2 separate regions of the Homo sapiens genome follow, and region 1 is linked to region 2. The links are chromatin contacts, found by Hi-C in ENCODE. All regions are on one chromosome and are shown on one strand. Each heading gives the region's core, a stretch centred on a gene start or an enhancer-like site at or near the end of the contact. The rest is flanking DNA. Distances are from core to core; before and after follow the strand shown. Region 1 overlaps LAPTM4A-DT (LAPTM4A divergent transcript). Region 2 has its middle 110 kb from the start of MIR4757.

Region 1 (2,789 bases), core at 290-2,789, 870 kb before region 2:
TTTTGTTTGCATAAAAGAAGCCGGTGGGAGGAGGAAGTAAGATCTGTCTGCTTGTGGACAAGGTCAAAGACCTGTAAGATTTCCAGGGGATGGAACCCCTTCTCAGGTGACCAGGCATTCCCACTATATGCCCTGGCGGCTTTGCTGGTCACAGCATGGCGGCAAATTACATGTTATTAGAGCAGTCCGGATAATGAAGTCACTGCAGACCTAATCCTATTTATTTCAATGACAGCTTTGGCAGAGCAGTAAATCTTGCTGCCAACCGTGTCTCTTGTGGCCAGTTCCCTGAAGGAACTACCATCAGATATGACTACAGGGAGGGGTCCTTGTTAGAGCCTACATTCGCTATTCGTCACCTTTTTCCTCCAAATGGCAAGTTCTCCCAGGAGAGCCTGCCCATGTGGCAGATTGTACTTTCAAAGTATATCTCATCTCACATGCTCTCCCTGACACTCTTCCCATTGAGTCCAGGAGAGGTATATGTCGCCTCTCCTTGTACCTTAGTGGAAGAAACTTTATGACTACCTTGATGAGTAGAAGTCATTGCAAAAGAGACACTATGTGACTTCCACAGCTAGGTCAGAAAAATGCCATGCACTTCTACCCAGTGATCTTGTATCCCTTGCTCTTGGAATCCAGCCACCATGCTGTGAGGAAGCCCAAGCCACACAGAGAGGCCACGGGCAGCTGTTCTGGCTGATGATTCCCCATTAGGGGAATCAGCACCAGCCACCAGACATGTGAATGAGGAGACTGTCCATATGCCTCCAACCCCAGACTGCAACTTCATGAAAGACCCTGCGTGAGAAGCACTCAGCTGAGGCCTGCCAGCCCCCAGAGCTGTGAGAGGTAATAAAATGATTATAGTTGTTTTAAGCCACTGTGATTTGGGGTGATTGGTTACATAGCAATAGATCACCAGAATACCCATGAACAGTGATAATGGACAGCCCTTGCCTCTCAGGCATCTCTTATTGAAAAATGGAAGTCCAATCCTTCCTTCCGAACTTGCCTTCTCAGGTTCTGAAACTTCCGACTATCAAGTGATTCAATCTCTCAAAGTGAGATTTGAAAGTGGGACTTCCAGGCCGGGCGCAGTGGCTCATGCCTGTAATCCTAGCACTTTGGGAGGCCGAGGCGGGCGGATCACAAGGTCAGGAGTGACCAATATGGTCACTCCTGAACCAGCCTGACCAATATGGTGAAAACCCGTCTCTACCAAAAATACAAAAATTAGCTGGGCATGGTGGCTTACATCTGTAGTCCCAGCTACTCTGGAGGCGGAGGCAGGAGAATCGCTTGAACCCAGGAGGCAGAGCTTGCAGTGAGCCGAGATTGCGCCACTGCACTCCAGCCTGGGTGACAAAGTGAGACTCTGTCTCAAAAAAAAAAAAAAAAAAAAAGTGGGACTTCCAGTTGTCAGAAGCTGTCAGAACACTCTCCTACTCACTTTCTTAAGGAAGTTAATCTCTTTAACATTTTTACTAAGAAAGGCAGTTATGATGCAAATTATTATGGAAAGCTTATGACTCAAACACCAGGTAGACCCAGGTACCATTCCTGATTCTGCCAGTTTCTGGCACTCTTTCCTGAGATGAGTCACTTTGCTTCTCTGTGCTTCAGGAGTCTCAGCTACAAAATGGGAAAACTCACACTGATCTTCTAGGATGCTATGATAATTAGAGATTTTTTACAAACAGTATTATTCTTAAAAAAAAAAGGGAGGGGATTTGATACAGCTTATGAGCTTATGAAGATGATACATATAAACTGCTTTGTATTAGCAATAATAACTTATATTTGTCAAATGTCTACTAAGTGCCAGGCACTGTTTTAAGCACTTTGCACATGTTAACTTTTTTGGATGGTTATGACAACCTTGTGAATTAGATATTACTACTACATGCATTTTATAGATGGGGAAATCAAGGCACAGACAGGTTAAGTGACCTTCCCAAGGCTATACAGTAAGTAGCAGAGCTGGAATTTGAACCCAGGAAGTTTGATCCTAGAGCCCACTGTGACATACTGCATCTTGGTAAATGTTTAACTCTGGGTTCTGGGTGTGATGGAGTAACGCTCGGCCATCTCTTCCTGAAGAAGCGATCTGGAGCAATCTGGTGCTCAAACCAAAGTGCTATCAGTGGTAAGTAAGATCCCTAGCGCTGATGTGTGCTAATGGGAGAGATACAGTAGGGATGAAAGTCACACCCAGCAGCCCCAGGCTGCTATGGTGGTTACAGACCAGAGAAAAGGAGACATCTGAGGAAGGGGACATTTTGTAACATCAGGACAGTAGCATGCACCTGGAGCATTCAGAGGCCTGAGTTACTTGGACAGAGGCAGCGAGGGGAAGTGGAGCTGGTTGCAGAACTCTTGATACTGAGACCTGCCCTTTTACTCACTAGCCATGGGACCCTTGCTGAGTCACCTGCCCTCATCTCTGAAATGGCAATAACTTGTGCAACCTCCCAGATGAGAGCATGTAAACAAAGTGCCTGAAAAGCCAGAAATGGAAGCTACCAATAAGTTTTGGAGGAAAATTTACTTAAAATGAATAAGACACTTCCTTATCTTCTTCTTCTTCTTCTTCTTTTTTTTTTTTTGAGATGGAGTCTCGCTCTGTTGCCCAGGCTGGAGTGCTGTGGCGCGATCTCGGCTCACTGCAACCTCCACCTCCCGGGTTCATGTCATTCTCCTGCCTCAGCCTCCCAAGTAGCTGGGACTACAGGCGCACGCCGCCATGCCTGGCTAATTTTTTTTTTTTTTTTTTGTATTTTTAGTAG
Region 2 (7,171 bases), core at 2,968-5,467:
TATATAAGCAGTGATAGAATTTCTTCAAAATCAGTTCAGGAAAAAAGGATTAATCATTCTCAGTCAAGACATGTTTCTGATTGTTCTGACAGACTCTCTAAAAAAGAGCTCTCCAGAGTCCTCTCTCGCTTCTTTGGAGGTGGCTGTGTTTGGAGTAAAGTATCAGCGTGGCTCTCCAAGCCCCCCTGATTTTAGGATCCTTAGGAAAACCAAGTGTCATCAGTTTGTGCATACCTAAACAATTTAGTGGCTTTGCAGTGAGGTTGTGTAAGTTGGTGGGATGAGGTTATTTTCCAGGTTCAGGTGTCCTTGTGGCCATGGGCCATCCTGTAGCTTCTCTGGTAAGAAGCCACCTCTGACATAATCTGAAGCACAGGAGACAAGCATGAGCCATCGTGCTCACTAAATTAGTTTTTGAGAGGGGATGTTGCCTTAACCATCCTTGGAAGAAAAATACTGTTTCGTCATACTTTTCTTTAAAACGTTTTAGTACTGAAATGACTTTGAATACAATTACTAAGAAGTTCAAAATGTTTAATGGGGTCCGTGGCTGTCAAACTCAAATGCCTGTCACGTTGTCTTTCTAATGTGTACCGAACATTCCTGCCTGGAGTGAGAACCATGAGTGTTATTTTTTTGGCTTGGATCTTGGCAGGTGTGTAATGTGACTCCTGATAGCAGGACAGCAGATTACATTCTGCTATAAAACCATTTCTAAGGCTTTTGGCACCCAAACTGTTATTGCATGTCTGCAGGTGTTTAGTAATTGGATTAATGCAGAGCCGGAGGAATGTCTGCTCCCCGGCTCTGAGAAACATTGAGGAAAGACAAATTCATTTCGGAGAGTGACCTGGAATGCATGATGACAGGCCTGCGCTCACACATGAAGTCAGATCTAAGCCTGCACATTTCAAATGAACTGCTGTGAGCAGTCACCTTCCATAGGAAAGTTTATCCAAAGCTAAATACAATAACAATGGCCTTGTGAGTCAGGCGGGAAGGGGCTTCAGCATGGGTTTGATCCTCTTCCAAAAGCAACTCAGACAACTGGAGCTTAAGCCTTCCTATCATGCAACTCATGAACCCTACAATCCTAGGTGTTTAATAATAATAATTTCTTAAAGGCCTTGGTAAACAGAGGAGGATGCTAAGCCTCTCAGTGGAAGTGCAGAGACCACACTAGTATCCTGGATCATCGTGCCCTCACCCCTTAATTCCCACCTTGACTGTAAAGTTACAGATTTCACTGTGACAAGACCCCCGAAAACAGGCTTGGTAAAATGGCAAGCAGTGTTCACACCTCAAGGCAACCAGGTCCAGCGCCAAGAAGAAGTGGCTGCTCTCAGGGTAATTTTGTCATTCTGGCTAATTGAAGCTTATGCTCTCTTCTGAGAGCAAGAAGCTGAACTCTCAGAGGCTCCCATCTGAGTAGATAAAACCTAATGGTTTGGCCTTACAAACCAAACCTCTTTCTCAGCTTTACAACTCAGAAGGGAGGTGGACCATTTGGAGAGAGTCCAAGTAGAAGGAAGATAATAGTAAAAAGGCAAGTTTTGTGAAGAAAGGCAAAAGAATCAGCACTGCTTAGCTCAAATCCTAGAGGGGTAACTTGTAGTTCACAAATATTATTACAGTAGGTAGTGAGAGCAGAATGGGGACAGATGGGGGAGGATGAAAAACCAGTCATGGCATGCAGAGAAAGAGTTTGAAGCTGAGGGCTTATAAGACAGAGAAAATGAGAAGTTGGAGGAATTTGTGTGTGGAGGCAGGAGCGTGGCCCAAATGGCTACTCATTGAGTCATTATAACTTACTGGTCACAACTACATGCCGGTCCCTGAATGTGTGGGGTGTGCAAAGTGACCCAGATATATTTTTGAAGCAGGGGCCTGTCACTGTGATGTCCTGGAAGAGATGACCAGATGGCTCTGAGGTCCCATGGAGTGTTCCCATGGCCTGGGGCAGGGAAGAGGGCAGTGTGTCTGGGAAGGGGCTCCTCCCCTTTGGAAAACATAAGGCTCCTTGGCTGGGTTGACAGGTTCTAGCTGACACTCCAGTTGGCTTTCCAGCTGTCAGCCAGAAAAACATCTGGGTGAGCCCAAGGGCCATGTTGGGGAAGAAAGGGTCAGGTAGGTGGTGTGTATGAAGAGGGAAGGAAAGGTGGCCTATGAATAACAATCAAACAAACAAAACCAAACAGTAACAACAAAACTTTCAAATGAACCAGTGGTGTCTTGTGGGGCTTGGGCATCAAGGCTGTGTAGGAGGCAGTGAGGTGTCTTTGCCACTCAGCCAGTGCCTGGGGTGTTTGGGGCTGATAAGGGCAATCCTAGGGCAGGTCAGGAGAAGAGAAAGGGGCTGAGGGCTTGAGTGGGATGAGGCCGTCATCTCAGGGCCCAGGAGAAGGAAGTTCAGTGTGGATCACTGGAAAGCGTTGCAGGGCAGGAAGGATCAGGGGGAGCAGCTCTTAGTAGATCACAGCATAACTCCTAGAACAGGAGTTTACATTTTCTCAGTGGCAGAAAAGAGCTTGGATAATCAAGGTGGTAACAAGAGACCATAAGGACTAATGAGACTCCAAAAGCTTGATCTTAAATCCTCATTCAAAATTTGAAAATGAAATTATGAGACTGCTGTCTGAGGAACTCACTGAATGATCTTTGAAAAGTCCAGAGCTGCATAAACCCATAGGGTTAAACTAGAAAAGACTCTTAGAGGCTGGAAGCCCAACCCCATTTGTTTGCAGCTGAGGAAACAGAGAGAATGGGGTTTATCCCTAATCCCCCCATTAGCTGGGCTGACCTGGGACTACCCAGGACTCCTGAAAGGCTGTGGGATGGAGGATGTAAGTGGCGATGAGAGGGAAGCATAACTGCTGTGTGCTTATTTGTACACTGAAATGATCCCATCAACCAGAATATCTTAACTAAGCACATGCCAACTAAGTGCAAGGCATTGAGAAAGGTAGTGAGGTGTTCGATTAAGAGCTTCCAATTCTTTTGGGAGTAACAAGACATCTCTGGTGGAGAGAATAATACTCCACACCACATTAAGCCAGAATGGTACTTTTTGTTTGCATACACAATCTTACAAATTAGGAGGCTTACTAGCCCTCGTATCTTCCATTCTTATCCGAGCAATTATTCACGAACTTCATTTATGAAACCTAAAGGCTCAAGGTGGATTAAACAGTAAACCAAGAGCAGAATGCTTGATTGAATAAGGCCAGGAAGCATGCACACACTGCCCCTCAGCCTCCTCAAATATTATTCTAGAATATGGATTGCTTGATAATTCATTGGGTGGAGAGACCACTTTAGTGGGCATGGTCCTGGATGATTTTGAAGAGGAGCTCAGATAATACGTACGTGTGTGTGTGTGTGTGTGTGTGTGTGTGTGTGTGTGTGTGTATGTGTGTGTATGTATGTGGGTAGCCACAAGAGAAGAGGGAGAAAGTGAGAGAGATGAGAGAAGAGGAGACTCCACAAGGCATTCATAGGCTAGTTATTTGGTAAATCATGGTGTAGCTCCTACTTATGATGCATAAAAATGCATGATTGATATTGGTGGTATATGCTGATGTTTTCTTCACAAACACCTGGGGCCAGGCCATGAAAAGCAGAGGGGAATTACGTAAATTCCTTCAGCTGAGTGTCAGAAAACCTGAGTTCTCTCACCTTCCCAGTTTTGCTAGCTTTCTGTTGCCCTCATCCATGAATAGGGGTGTCTTAATAGACAGATAATTTAAACTTACAGCCAATAGTAATGCTGTGGCCAGGGAGCATCTGGATACCTTCTCAGCTCTGAGTCCAGACTTGTTTAGTGAGGGGAGTCAGGGTGCCCACGAATGGCTGGCAGGACTCCCTGGGCAGGAAGGAAGAGTGCCCTCATCAGACTCCTGTTCTTTGTCAACATTTTCCTTCAGCACCACCCTACCCTGGAAGCTCCTGAAAGAAAAGAGTCACTCTACACTCAAAATCTCTCCTTGTTTACAAGATATTTGGGGCACGGATGGAATTATTGCATCACAGGCCAATTTCTTCACCTCTTTTAAAAATTTTATCACGTGAAGCAGCATGCTGAAAGATCTCAATGCTACTGAAGATTGCAAAACCAAGTGGAGATTCATCTGTTTTGGAACTCTGTCAAAAGACTTTTCCATATACATTCCATTCCCTTCCACAGCTCACAGTGTACCTACCCTGTACTTTCAGAGCAGTGAGGCAGCTTCTTCACCTTTCTCAAGCCAGGGCAGGTCCTGACAAATTACTCTGTGTCAGGATCTTTCCAGGAGACATTTTCCCTGGTAAAATGCTCATGAAACTTCACTGATGTGGACAATCTCTGGTAACAAATCTGAATTGTCAAAGATAACAAAAGCCAAGAAAGCCAGTTGTATACCCAAACTAGACTAATAAATGCTTCCTGATTAATAGAGGGTTTTATGAAATATGTTTAAATAAGCAGATTGAATTGGATCATAATTAACATTACTTATATAATTCATAAAAATAGTTATTTCATTAAATCAGAAAGAAATTTCTACTTTGTTATCCTGTTTGTTTTGCTGATATTTTTAAATCAAAACCCTTTTTATTCAAAGATGTGGCACAGGTAAATTTTCAGCCAGACACTCAATTATCCAAATAACTGACATCTTTCTGCTCTCAGAAAAATGCTCTAGGAACACAGGCTGCTTGTTTCTCTCCTACCTTGGCCAGCAGAGCATGGCAGTGTAAAACACAGAAAATTGGCAAAACTCCATTTTCAATCTGTGTTAGAAACTGGGATCAATCTTGCTTCTCTTTCTCCCTTAAATAGAAATAAGAAATAAAAGAAACCCTTTATGTAAAATTGGATCTTGACATTCTCCAAAGGGTGGCAGCTCCTACATTGCAGATGAAAAGGGCTCAGTTTTCCCAGAGAATACTCTGAGAAAGGAAAGTCAAGGTGAATGAATGGCCTTCTCCTGTGAGTGCAAGAACTTCTCCTCAGCCACCTCCAAGAGGACAGAGGGGAGGCATCTGAAGGTTAGGGAACTGAGTCAGCAAGGGCCAAAGGGACATGACAACCAGAGAGGTTGGGAGTGGGAGCTTTTGCTGAAGTTTCTTTCGCTTGTGTCCTCCCTGGCAAGGGGCTTGGCAAGGCTTCCTGCTCTTCCTTCCCCCTTCTCCAAGCACTGAGAACAAGTCGAAAGAGGAAGCATCAGGGGAAGAAGATACTGAATAACTCCAAACTCAAGCACTGTTTGTTGGATTCATTGATTTACTCATTCATTATTCAAAAAGTATCAGGCATCCTCTGAGTGTCAGGTCCAAGGCCTAGGCTGGAAGTACAGAGATAAATGATTCACAATCACTGTCTCCAATATCCTCCCAGTCTATGGGCCCAAGGAGAAGCTTCATCTTGTCAACCATCTTGGCGTTCTGGCTGCATTTGTATTTGGGCTTCCTCACTCATTGTTGACTTACAGAATCAATCTTTTCCAGTGGATTAGGACCATTAATATCTTATAAGTTGAATAGAAACCAATGTAACCTGCATAAACAAGAGAACTTAGCTTTGGTTCTGCCTCAGGGCAGGCCTAGGGTAAGGCAAGTGGGAGGTATTTTGTACACAAAATTTAAGGAGGCTCTCACTATCAAGGTACTGTGAGTACAGGGTCTGCCTGGATATGGCAGGTTGACACTTTCTGTACCAGTCATTTAAATGCTCTGAGTCTCAGTTTTCTGTCTGTAAAACTGGGACAATACCCATATCATAGAGTTGTGGAAAATTTAGTAATATAATGTTTATGCAAGTACATTACAAACTATAAACAATACATATATACATTGGTTTTATCAATAGTAATAATTTTCCTTAATCATGACATTGATAATAACCATAACCAAAACATCCTTTGCAGTGAATGTAGCAGATTACATGGGAAAGTGGAAGACAGAAATGGAAGAATCTGGTCCTTCACCTTATAAGAGGCAAAAGTTAAATATAACACAGTAGTTAAGTATAGTAAGATTTTGAGCTATAGAGTCAGAGAGACTTGGATGTTAATCCCACCTCTGTCATTTACAAATGTTTAAACCAACCTCTAAAATTCACTTTCCTCATGTGTGAAAAGAGAATAATAATAACTCAGTTGTAGGGTTGTTATTGAGGATTAAATGAGATGATGTGTGTAACACTCTCACCATATCGCTTGATATTTAGAGAGCACTCCACAAATGTGAACTATTATTGTTACATGGAACTGTAACGAACCAGGTCCTGGTGCAGACTAGAATGTCTCTTGACTTTGCTTTTTACATTTTCCATAGCTGAAAGCATATTACAGAATTCTAAATTATAAGGATATTTTCCCTGCAGGCTTGATTTTAGGAAGAATTATGCTAAATATTGTTCTGCTTTTTCAAAGTTTATCCAGAATGACAGTTGTGGTGTATAATACCTGAAACTAGAGATTGGAACTTTTTCTTAAAAATAGGAACAGGAGGTCGGGTGTGGTGCCTCATGACTGTAATCCCAGCACTTTGGGAAGCTGAGGCGGGCAGATCACTTCAGGTCAGGAGTTCGAGACCAGCCTGATCAACATGGTGAAACCCCATCTCTAGTAAAAATACAAAATTAGCCAGGTGTGGTGGTGCATGCCTGTAATCCCAGCTATTCAGGAGGGCAAGGCAGGAGAATCGCTTGAATCCGGGAGGCAGAGGTTGCAGTGAGCCGAGATCACACCATTGCACTCCAGCCTGGGCAACAAGAGTGAAATTCTCAAAAGAAAAAAAAAAAAAAAGAACTGGAAACTACATTAATGAAATCAGGTTTTAATATTCTTATTAATTTAATAATTTCAATATTTACCTTAAATATTATTTTAAAATGGGAATTTCATTTGAAAAAAAATTTTTAGACAATGTCTTGCTATGTTGCCCAGGCTGGACTTTAACTCCTGGGCTTAAGCAATCCTCATGTCTCAGCCTCCTGAGTAGCTAGCTGGGACTACAAGGAATTTCAATATTTATTTTAAAAAACATGAAGAGTCTGTCATTGTCATGACCTGACTCCTGATTGCCACAGGCCCACTCTCTGCTTCATCCAGTGAGAGGAAGAATGACCTTTGTAACTCTTCTGTGAAGCTAAAAGTGAAAAGGAAAGATAAGCTTTGGTAACATTCTC

What was found. A loop is a pair of places that touch in the nucleus more often than their neighbours do. Pooled maps may share reads with other maps.
Region 1: a loop to region 2 is called in a pooled map of gastrocnemius medialis, with 3 times the contacts of the local background. The contact joins two enhancer-like sites. A Hi-C loop is called at or near these places in 2 of 50 pooled maps.

What each region holds. Positions count from the first base shown.
Region 1 is chr2:20,108,466-20,111,254 of GRCh38, reverse strand. The region is part of intron 2 of LAPTM4A-DT (LAPTM4A divergent transcript); the gene reads right to left. Among named protein-coding and RNA genes, the nearest start is that of LAPTM4A-DT, 58 kb to the right of the region's middle. Within about 2 kb of position 1,539, at least 4 of the 41 ENCODE cell types and tissues checked have a DNase peak (open chromatin) inside an H3K27ac peak, as active enhancers do.
Region 2 is chr2:19,232,422-19,239,592 of GRCh38, reverse strand. No RefSeq gene overlaps it. Among named protein-coding and RNA genes, the nearest start is that of MIR4757, 110 kb to the left of the region's middle. Within about 2 kb of position 4,217, at least 2 of the 41 ENCODE cell types and tissues checked have a DNase peak (open chromatin) inside an H3K27ac peak, as active enhancers do.